Regions from separate parts of the Homo sapiens genome. Here all the other regions are linked to region 3. The links are chromatin contacts, found by Hi-C in ENCODE. All regions are on one chromosome and are shown on one strand. Each heading gives the region's core, a stretch centred on a gene start or an enhancer-like site at or near the end of the contact. The rest is flanking DNA. Distances are from core to core; before and after follow the strand shown. Region 1 holds the start of MGAT4A (alpha-1,3-mannosyl-glycoprotein 4-beta-N-acetylglucosaminyltransferase A). Region 2 overlaps CRACDL (CRACD like). Region 3 holds the start of TMEM131 (transmembrane protein 131).

The links. A loop is a pair of places that touch in the nucleus more often than their neighbours do. Pooled maps may share reads with other maps.
Region 1: a map of CD8-positive, alpha-beta T cell shows a loop between it and region 3 (4-fold over the local background). The contact joins the promoter of MGAT4A here to the promoter of TMEM131 in region 3. A Hi-C loop is called at or near these places in 2 of 168 maps with a recorded cell type or tissue (CD8-positive, alpha-beta T cell and naive thymus-derived CD4-positive, alpha-beta T cell) and 7 of 50 pooled maps.
Region 2: a loop to region 3 is called in a map of chondrocyte, with 5 times the contacts of the local background. The contact joins the enhancer-like site here to the promoter of TMEM131 in region 3. A Hi-C loop is called at or near these places in 1 of 168 maps with a recorded cell type or tissue (chondrocyte).

Annotation. Positions count from the first base shown.
Region 1 is chr2:98,729,775-98,733,165 of GRCh38, forward strand. It overlaps MGAT4A (alpha-1,3-mannosyl-glycoprotein 4-beta-N-acetylglucosaminyltransferase A), which reads right to left and starts at 1,358. Exons shown (of 16, transcript NM_012214.3): 1 at 1,274-1,358. It overlaps LOC107985922 (a long non-coding RNA gene), which reads left to right and starts at 1,507. Exons shown (of 2, transcript XR_007087150.1): 1 at 1,507-1,921. RefSeq lists silencers at 1,366-1,695, 1,716-1,905, 2,012-2,306.
Region 2 is chr2:98,863,467-98,866,937 of GRCh38, forward strand. All of the region lies in intron 1 of CRACDL (CRACD like), which reads right to left. Among named protein-coding and RNA genes, the nearest start is that of CRACDL, 71 kb to the right of the region's middle. Within about 2 kb of position 2,090, at least 3 of the 41 ENCODE cell types and tissues checked have a DNase peak (open chromatin) inside an H3K27ac peak, as active enhancers do.
Region 3 is chr2:97,993,872-97,997,201 of GRCh38, forward strand. TMEM131 (transmembrane protein 131) reads right to left here and starts at 2,077. Exons shown (of 41, transcript NM_015348.2): 1 at 1,605-2,077. The coding sequence starts at 1,791. RefSeq lists enhancers at 111-190, 1,823-2,336, 2,507-2,786 and silencers at 1,367-1,926, 2,037-2,286.

The sequences.
Region 1 (3,391 bases), core at 108-2,607, 740 kb after region 3:
TCCCACAGACAGGGTAGAGGTGACTTAAGAATGAAAGGCACAATAATCCCTGATATCTGGAATCAATAAAATCCATGACGTAAGCCTATATAACTTTACACACCACAATTGTGGCAAAATTCATTTATTTGCCATTTATAAACGGGTCAGTAGTTTTCTTTAATACAGCTTACGTAATGTCATCGCCCAGTGCGTTTTCGGGTTTACACGTGTGGGTTAAAGAAATCTATGTCAAGATAACCTGTTCATCAAACTGTTTTTTAAACATTCAGAAAAAGAAACATAAACCACAAAACGCATATTTTTATTCTAAATTTACAGTCTACGTTCCAACGAACGACTGTCATTATCTTTTATCAAATAATCTGTCCAACAGCAAAAGCACAACAGCAAAATACGTGGAAAGCATTCAAAGCATACATTGTGCCTGCTTCTATTTTCCAATGCGGAATGTAGGCAATGAAACCGCTCCAGAGAAACACACTGTTGCGAGGAATAAAGGCGGGTGTGCAAGTGGCTCGACTGCCAGCTCAGAAAAGCTCGCCTCCGAGATGTCACCTGGCACACTTGGTGGAGTCACCGAGACCCAGCCTCAGGGTCCTACTGCAGCTTCCTCATTACGGAGAGAGCTGAGGCCTGGGGAAACGGGGGCTGCTCTTTCACGCGGGCCCCGCAGCCCTTCACTTTGTGTGAAAATTCCCTGCGAAGGCTGCACGGCCGGTCCCCTCGGGAGCAGCCCCTGCCCCTGCGCCTCGGACCGTCCGGCCCCGCCCACCTGCCCCGCGGCCCCCGCGAAAGCGCCGACTCCCGCGCAGCCCCCGGGTCCCACAGGCAGCTGTCCCTCCCCCTCCGCACCCCCCGGATCAGCACTTTGCTCCACTTTCCCCCAAAGTCGCCGAGCCCCGCCACGCCGGGGAGCGCCAGGAACGCACCAGGCGCCGAGCCGGCCGCAGAGAGGGCGCGCGACCCCGAGGGGTGCGCGGTGCGGGGCAGGGACGCTGGGAGGACGGCCCGGCCCGCGCCCCGCCGCCCGCCCCCGAGGCCCAGCCGCTCCCGGAGCCGGCCCCGCGCCCAGAGGCGCCAACAGCTCCCCCGCACAGAGCTCCGGCCGGGCCGCGGCGCAGTAGGCTCCTTTACCAGCAGGTGGATCTCCCGCAGCCCGGGGCCGCCAGCCCGGCCGCCGGCGCCGCCCCCAACTCCCGCGCCCTCCGCGCAGCCGCCCCGCGCCCCCTCCCGCCCCCGCGCGCCGCCGCTGCCGCCGCGAGCCCCTCACCCGCCGCTGGCGTCGCCGTGCTCCCGCGGCTGCCGGCGGAGCTGCTGTAGCCGCCGCCGCCGCTGCCGCCGCCGCTGCGGGCCGCCCCGCCCGCCCCGCCGGCTCCGCCCCCGCCGCTGGAGCGCCCGCCCCGCCCCGCCCCGCCGGGCCGCCCCGACCCCGCCAGCCATTGGCCGGCCCCGCGGGCCCCGCGCCCCGCGCCCCGCGCCCCACCAGTGGCCCGCGCGACTGTCACTTAGGGGCGCCGCCACGCAGCCTGCGGAGCGTTCGGGAGGCTGGCCCGGCTCATCGGTGTCACGGCGAGGTCCGGAGCGGAGCCGCGGTCTCGGGTCCCAGCTCTGGGCGCCGGCCTGCTCCCCGCCGCCCCGCTGCCACATCTGGCTGAGATCCTCCCGGCGCGTGCAGGGACCGCTCCGGCGGCCAACAAAGGCCCGGGCGAGCCCTCGGCCTGCGCCTCGGCGCGCGACCCGACCACCCGGGGCTGCCCCAGCTCCCAGGCGCCTGCCTGCCTCGACCCGGCCCCTTCCCAGCGGCGCGCCCCGCTCCGGGCCGCCCAAACTGGGCGGCCTCCCCGGGGACAGGTCCCGGGCCCAGCCCCACAGGAGCTCCCGAGGCCCCGCGGACGGTCGCGACAGCCCCAACTTCCCGGTGAGAACCCCGCGAATCGGCCAGAAGGGCTGATTTCAGCAACTGGGAAGGAGAAAAACAACTAGGGTTTCAACGCACATCGTTGGGTGCTAATGCCCCTGATTTTCCACTATGCCCCGTTTTCTTGAACCCCATGTCCTTATCTGTCGCCGTTTCACAAGGTTAGAGGTTAACTTCAAAGGCAAAAAACTGACTCGTTTGTAGAAAGCCTGGGTGGTCTGTCCCTGTTTTTCATAGTATCCATAGGACTTGTGCTAACAGTAACTACCCCTGGGTACGTCCTCTTTTGAATACTTAACTGTATAGCAGGCAACCGTATAGCAGGCATGGGTGTTAGATCGTTTATTGCATATCTCATGTTTTAAATTTATTCCCCATTTTTCATAAGAGGAAACTAGCTGAGAGGTGAAAGGGCTTGCCCAAGGTCACACAGCTGGTAATGGTTCAAAAACAAGGGATGTGTTAACTTTATTGCCGCAATAATCCTTACAGCAATCCTACCGAGTAACCTGTAAGGGAATTGAGGGGCCAAAGATCAAGGAGGCAGCCTTGTTCCTGCCAAACTCCCAAAGTAATAAGTAGATTCTTTTCAGAAAACAGTAATTTCAATAATCGAAAACTCTTAAGAGGCATCAATCAGAACAGGGTCCCCTCCCCACCTCCGATAAATTCCATTATTTTTATCTCAAGATAAGAATAATTAATAATCAGCTAGAACATGCATGGAGTTATCAGCCTTCCCATGTTGAGGTTTCTCCATGACGGCTAATTTAAAACTTCAGGAAGAGACACGTAACATCCCTGCTCCCATAGTCTCTTACTAGTTTAGGGGAACCATACCAAAAGATCTGTCCACTGCCCAGCACTGTGGACACAACTTGGGGGATCACAGCCATGATATCCAATGACAGCTCTTCCCTCTACTTTGAGTGTGTTTTCTCTCTACTTCCGGTTTGGCTGTGTCCCCACCCAAATATCATCTTGAATTGTAAATCCCACAATTCCTGTGTGGTGGGAGGAACCTGGTGGGAGGTAATTGAATCATGGGGGAGGGTCTTTCCCATGCTGTTCTCGTGATAGTGAATAAGTCTCACGAAATCTGATGGTTTTAAAAAAGGGAGTTTTGCTGCACAAACTCTCTTTGCCTGCCACCATCCATGTAAGAAGTGACTTGCTCCTCCTTGCCTTCCACCATGATTGTGAGGCCTCCCCTGCCATGTGGAACTGTAACTCCATTGAACCTCTTTTGTCCGTTGCCCAGTCTTGGGTATGTCTTTATCAGCAGCATGAAAACGGACGAATACATTGGGGACCTGAAAGCCAGGTTTCCTGTATTCTATGACAAAGCCATTGCCAAGTAGCAAGCTGGCAATTTGATTCATGACCAGATGTAAACAGAGGTAAAGACTGAGACCATTCCAAGGTAAAGCTTTTAATACATTGTTGGATATATCCTGCCTAAAATATCTC
Region 2 (3,471 bases), core at 840-3,339, 870 kb after region 3:
TCTCAATAAAAGTAAATACACGGGAATTATTAAAGCTACTCTTATTGTAAAAATGGTTTGTAACTCCATTGTTTTGTATTTTACGTGATTTAAGAGACTAGCACTTTTTTAAAAAAAGAGGTACAGGCTTTTAAAACCAACTTATGATGGTTCAATTTATGATTTTTGACTTTACAATGGTGCAAAAGTAATACCCAGTCAATAGAAACCATCCGTCTCTTGCAATGCTGGGCAGTGGCACCAAGTCTCCAGTCAGCTGTGCATTTTCAACTTAATGACATTTTCAATTTATGATGGGTATATCAGGACATAACCCCATCGTAAGTCAAGAAGCACCTGGAATTATTAGTCTCAAAACTAGATTCCACCTATATGAGGTACTCAGAGTAGTCAAAATCGTAGCATCAGAAAGTAAAATGGTGACTGCCAGGGGCTGAGGGAGAAGGGATTAGGAAGTTACTTTTTAATGCGTAGTGTTTCCATTTTGCAAGACCCCAAAAAGAGTTCTGGGGGTGGACAGTGATGATGACTGCACAACAATCTGAACGCACTTAATACCACTTAAAATGATTAAGATGGTAAGTTTTATGTTATGTGCATTTTACCACAACTAAAACGTGCACAAAAAAACCTGTACACCAATGTTCATAGCAGCATTATTTATATAATAATCAAAAAGTAGAAATAACCCAAATATCCATCTCTGGATAGATAGAATAAAAAACATGTTACATATATGTAATGAAATATTATCCATCAAGAAAAAGGAATAAAGTAATGATATATGCTACAATCTGGATGAATCTTGAACACATTAACCTAAGTGAAAGAAGGCAGCTACAAAAGGCCACATACTGCATGATTCCACTTACACGAAATGTCCAGACTAGGCAAATCCACAGAGACACAGAGTAGATTAGTGGTTGCAAAGAGGTGGGGAGAGGGATGCTGGGGAAACACAGGTAGAATGGGAGTGACTGCTAATGGGCACAAGGTTTCTTTCTGGGGAAATGGAAATGTTCTAAAATTAGATTGTGTTCCTTGGTGCACAACTCTTTAACAAAAACCCATTGATTGTACCCTTTTTTTTTTTTTTTTGAGACGGAGTCTCGTTCCATCACCCAGGTTTGAGTGCAGCGGCACGATCTCGGCTCACTGCAACCTCCGCCTCCTAGGTTCAAGCAATTCTCCTGCCCTAGCCTCTGGAGTAGCTGGGACTACAGGCAGCCACCACCATGCCTGGCTAATTTTTGCATTTTTAGTAGAGACGGGGTTTCACCATGCTGGCCAAGCTGGTTTTGAACTCCTGACCTCAGGTGATCCACAGGCCTTGGCCTCCCAAAGTGCTGGGATTACAGGCATGAACCACTGCGCCTGGCCTGATTATACATTTTAAACAGGTGAACTTTATGATATGTAACTAATATGTCATCAAAGCTGCGGAAAAAGGATGAAATAAAGACATTTTCAGAAAAGAAAAGTTGATACAATTTGTTTCCAGCAAACTCACACTGAAACAACTGTTACAGGAAGAGGGATGCAATCTCATGGAGAAGACTGGAGGTGCAGGCAGGAATAGGGGAAAACACAAACGTGGACAGACACAAACGTCAACAAGAGGAGGTGGTGGGCTGGACTCCAACCCAAGCCCTGTGCACACCAGCAGAATGCGTGCCTCAGCCCTGCTCTCCCTCCACCAATAGCACTCCGTTTCCTTCCAGCTTGGAGCCTTTGCAGATGTTGTTCCTTCTGCTTGAACTTGATGTTCCCTGCACATTCCACTTTGGTCTTACTCCTACTCATCCTTCAGATTTCAGCTTTCATTCCACTTCCGCAGGAAGACCAATCTGTCCCTTCAGGATGTGTCAAGACCTCCCGCGACATACTATGGGAGACCCTGTGCCTTTTGTTCACAAAACTTACCCATTTTACATGTATACATGTTTGTGTGATTCTTTGATCCATTTCCCCTTTACAGATTCACGCCTGGTTACATTCCCCATACTTTTAATCAATTTTTCCCTTTCCTGGGGAAAAAGATGAAAATAAATTATGACTTAACTATTGTTCTCTAGTGAGTCATGCCAAGATCTGCCTGTACCTTTTTTTAGAAAAATAAGTTTCACATTACTGAAGCAAATGGAATGTGAAATGCTTGCAGAGTTCCTGTGAGAAATCTCTGTTCAAAAATTGTGCCAGCTTGCTGCTTAATGATATTATTATCCTCAAAAGCAGAGGGACTTGACAGCTGTACCCACACCAAAGAGGCGTCAAGACCGGACCTCACTGCAGCCAACCCTTTCTCCCTGAAGGTGTCAAGAGGACTTTCTGCTTTTTTTTTTTTTTTTTTTGAGACGGAGTTTCGCTCTTGTTGCCCAGCCTAGAGTGCAGTGGCGCAACCTCAGCTCACTACAACCTCTGTCTCCTGGGTTCAAGTGATTCTCCTGCCTCAGCCTCCTGGGCAGCTGGGATTACAGGTGCCCACCACCGACCTCAGGTGATCCACTCACCTCTGCCTCCCACCTCCTGCTCTCTGAAGCTGTCATCCACTTGTGTGCAAAACCTTCTCTGTCCTCTTGTCAGAAAGGATAGCGAGGACAGAGAGACAGATCTGCTCTGACATATAAGAGAAAAGAAAGCAAAGAAATCTCATAATCAAAGGGCTGAAACTAGAGAATATTCAGATGCTAAATGACAGAGCTCTAAGTAAAGCAAGAAGGGCGAGTAAAGGAACTTGGCTGGTCAGATTTGAAGTATCTTATTGCCCTGTAGTTACTGTTTGTCTGATGTTTAAAAACTAAAGTAAGGCGTGGCCTAGAGAAAGCCCCTTTCTTGCTAAGTAGGTAAAACTGGAAGACTAACTCCATGAGGAGAGATAACATGTCACCAGCATAGAACAGCTGCATGGTAGTGCTCAATAAATATTGTTAAATGAATGAATGAATGAATGAGCAAATGATCCAGAGGCACTTAGCAGTAACACCTGATAGATGAAACAATCACTTCTTCTTTTTTTTTTTTTTTTTTTTTTTTTTTTTGAGACAGAGTTTCACTCTTGATGCCCAGGCTGGAGTACAATGGCATGATCTTGGCTCACTGCAACCTCCTCCTCCTGGGTTCAAGTGATTCTCCTGCCTCAGCCTCCTGAGTAGCCGGGATTACAGGCACGCACCACCACGCAGGCTAATTTTTTGTATTTTTTTTTTAATTAGAGACAGGGTTTCACCATGTTGGCCAGGCTGGTCTCGAACTCCTGACCTCAGGTGATCCCCCGCCTCAGCCTCCCAAAGTGCTGGGATTACAGGTGTGAGCCACCGTGACCAGCAGAATCACTTCTTAATGATCACCCAACACATTAATGCCTCAAGGACAGACTTCTTTCAAAATCTATGACTCAGCTAGACAATGTCACATTTCTTTAGCCTGAGTTCTTCTTGCCTAGTGTCTTCCTATAAACATCATCTACCCTAT
Region 3 (3,330 bases), core at 827-3,326:
AAATGGCTGTTGGAAAAATCAGCAGCAGTAGAAGGAAAATACAAACTTAATGCTTTACTAGATTCAACCATTATTTCAATTCCCTGTGCTAAGGGCGCATGAAGACAGTCATTCACTCAAAGGCTAAGCGCCAGTGTGTCTGGCACTGTGCAAGGTAAGCAAAGGAACAGAAAAACAAGGACACAATACCCACCAAGGTCTACTTGAAGTCCCACCCAAAAAATGTCCATTAAATTACTGCACTATTTTGGGTTCACTGAACACCCACTACAGGCCAAAATGCTAGGTGCCACGATCACACATAAGAAAGAACACTCAACTAACTGCAGATCTGTGGCCAATGATGTATTATGACAACCCCAGGACCGACTAGTCCTAAAGCGGCAATATTTTATTCTGGAAATAATTTTGCTTCCATCAATTAATCCTTTCTATAGACGACAATTCTTTGAATAATTTCCACCAATGTTAACTCAGACTAAGGTTGCTTAGAGAGTTAGATAAGGGAATGTAATGTGGACAAAAATAAAAGAAACAGTATACTGAAGCACATTTGCACTTTAATACTAATTTGGTTTGTATTTGCTTTCACCTTCAGCAACAATAAAAAGCAAGTGACTTTAGTCATAAAGTAGAATGTTAACTCTAAAATTACCGTGGCAAGAAATTGTTTTCTTGTACAGGCAGTTTCATGTGCAATGCTAAACTAACAAGTTTTGCGTGGTTTGTTTTTTTTTTAAACTATTCACTTAGTCAATTCTTCATGAAGGCTCTGTGACCATTCACATGTCCCTTGGCTCAAAAAGAGGTAGTGTAGATGAAATTACACTGATTTGGTCTTCAAGATTACAAAATAATTTTTGACCCTGTCCAAGTACCCGTTTTGCAGCAGTACAATACTAATGAGATTTTTAAAATAGGGGCCAGCCCTTAACTGTAAATTATAGATAAATGCTTGCAAGCTGGCAACTTCACGTTTATTTTTAAAGGCTTTCACATCAAAGATAAAGGCACCGAATCACGTATTTTAAAATAAGAAATGTAAACAGGCTTTCAACAGCTTACTAAAGAGTTAAATGGAATTGTATTTAGGTCTAATAATAAAGTTATCAATAACGCAGAGACACTAAAGGAGGAAGCTACAGGACCAAGATTTCCCCTCGAAGAAATGTCTGAACAAATTCAAAGTGAAATTTTTTAAGCTGTGTCTCGCTATTTTTACCACATTTTAAAGTAAGCTCTGTCTGCATGCAACCAACCGCAACCAAGAAAACAGAAGTGTCCTAAAATGTACCTATTCGCCGCAATAAAGCCAAAAAATATGCCCCTCCTACCTAGCGGGCCAAGTGGCAAGAACGTACGAGAAGTCAGGAAGTTTTGAAATGGCAGTGACAGGAGACGGGGGAAGGCACGGGAAGGAATCACGGAGAGCGAAGGCCACTCCGTGCGGCGGGCGCCGCGAGGTCCCGGCTCGGGACGGTACCCGACCGCCCAACTTTGCGCCGGAGCCCCGGCCGCGGCCCTTCCTCCCGGCCCAGCCCTCCCGGCCTCCGCGAGAGCGGGGTGACAGCCCCGCCGCAGGGACGCCGCCGGGGGACACCCACCTTCCTTCTCGGCCCGCGCCGCAGCCACTACGAGGGTCATCACCAGGTGCAGCGCGCCTAGGAGGCCGGCGGCCGCGCTCCGCGGGCCCCCGCTACGGGCGGCCGCAGGTTCCAGCCCGGCCCCGGCGGACGTGGAGACGGCGGCGGTGGTGGCTCCGGTTGCTCCTCCTCCCGCCCGCTTCCCCATCCCTGCCGGCCGGGGGCCGCCGCGCTCGAGGTCCGGCGCGGCCCTTCTCGGCGAGGCGGCGGCGGCGCGGAAGCCGTGGTCCGGGCTCTGGCCGCGGCGCCGGGAGCGACAACGGTTGCGAGCCCGGGGCTCGATCTCCGAGCGTGGGCCTGGGTCCGTGCGTGCGTGTGAGCGAGAGTGTCAGTCACGGTCTTTGCCTGGGCATCGCCTACAAGCAGTCGGAGCGGAGAGGCCGCGGGTCAGGCGCGGCGGGCGGCCATACTGGAAACGGGCACGGCCCGCGAGCCCTGAGCGCTGGCCTGCGAGGGGCGGGGCGCGGCTCTGGGCACCGCCCACGCTGTGCCGACACCTGGGCTGTCCGGCGGTCAGTCTGTCCGCCCCGGAGCCCCCTGGGCCCCACCTCCTCGTCCCGCTCTCGGAGGCCTGCGGCTTCACGGCCAGACAGAACCAGGACAGAACAACCCCAGCCCGTTACCGCTACCTGGCGCAGGAGAAGGAGGGAGGCAGGCCCAGGTCCAGCTGCCAGGACTTATGATGGCGGCTTCTGCTTCGCGGAGGCGGTGTCGGCAATCACGTGGAGACGGGGCGGCCTCGCCGCGCAGCCGCCGCGTTGCGTGGGCGGGGCAGGGGCGGAGTTGCGGGGCGCTAACCTCTTCTCCGGCGCCTGGGCAATCCTCCGTGCTCTGTCCTACAGTGGTAGAGCCTTCCAGGGGTGTGAGTGCGCATACAGACCGCGAGACGAGCGCGGAAGGTCCGTTCCAGTGACTCTTCCTGGTGGCACCCCCACCTCTCGACCGCTTTGACGTCGAGAATACCCCGGGCCTGACTCAGTTCTTGATGGTGCTTCCTTGAGGATGGTGGCCCGCTGAACTCATCCTTGGGTCTTCCAAATCATGGTACCCAGGAGGAGCTTGATGGAGTCCTCTTGCCTTGGCTTGTGCCCACATTGGCGCGGAACACCTCGTGTGCAGAAAGCGTCGGTGACTCTGGATGGAGAAGGCAGGGGCAAACAGACTGCTCTTTAGAATATCCAGTAGCCGGCTTCCTCTCTCGAGGAAGAATTCTTTTTTTTCTTTTCTTTATTTTTTAATTATTTATTTATTTTTGAGACAGGGTCTGGTTCTGCCGCCCAGGCTGGAGTGCAGTGGTGCGGTCTGGGACTACAGGCACCCGCCACCACGCCACGCCAATTTTTCTTTTTCTTTTAAGAAACGCTGTCTCACTATGTTGGCCGAGCAGGTCTCGAACTCCTGGGCTCAAGCAGTCCGCCTTCCTCGGCCTTCCAGAGTGCTGGGATCACAGGCGTGAGCCACTGTGCTGGGCCCGGAAAAATTCTTAAGACGTCTGTTACCTTCACGAGCCATCTCGCGCCTCTTAGATGCCCTTTTCATCTTAGGTTGAGCTTCTTGGTGCGCATGGCTGTTGTCTCCAAGACTTAATTTAAGCTCTTGGAGGGGGTCCTTCTTTACTCATCTTAGTAACTTCCTCCCAGCTTGTAGCCCAGAGACATTTTACTTTCCTTAGCTGTATTTGTTGAGT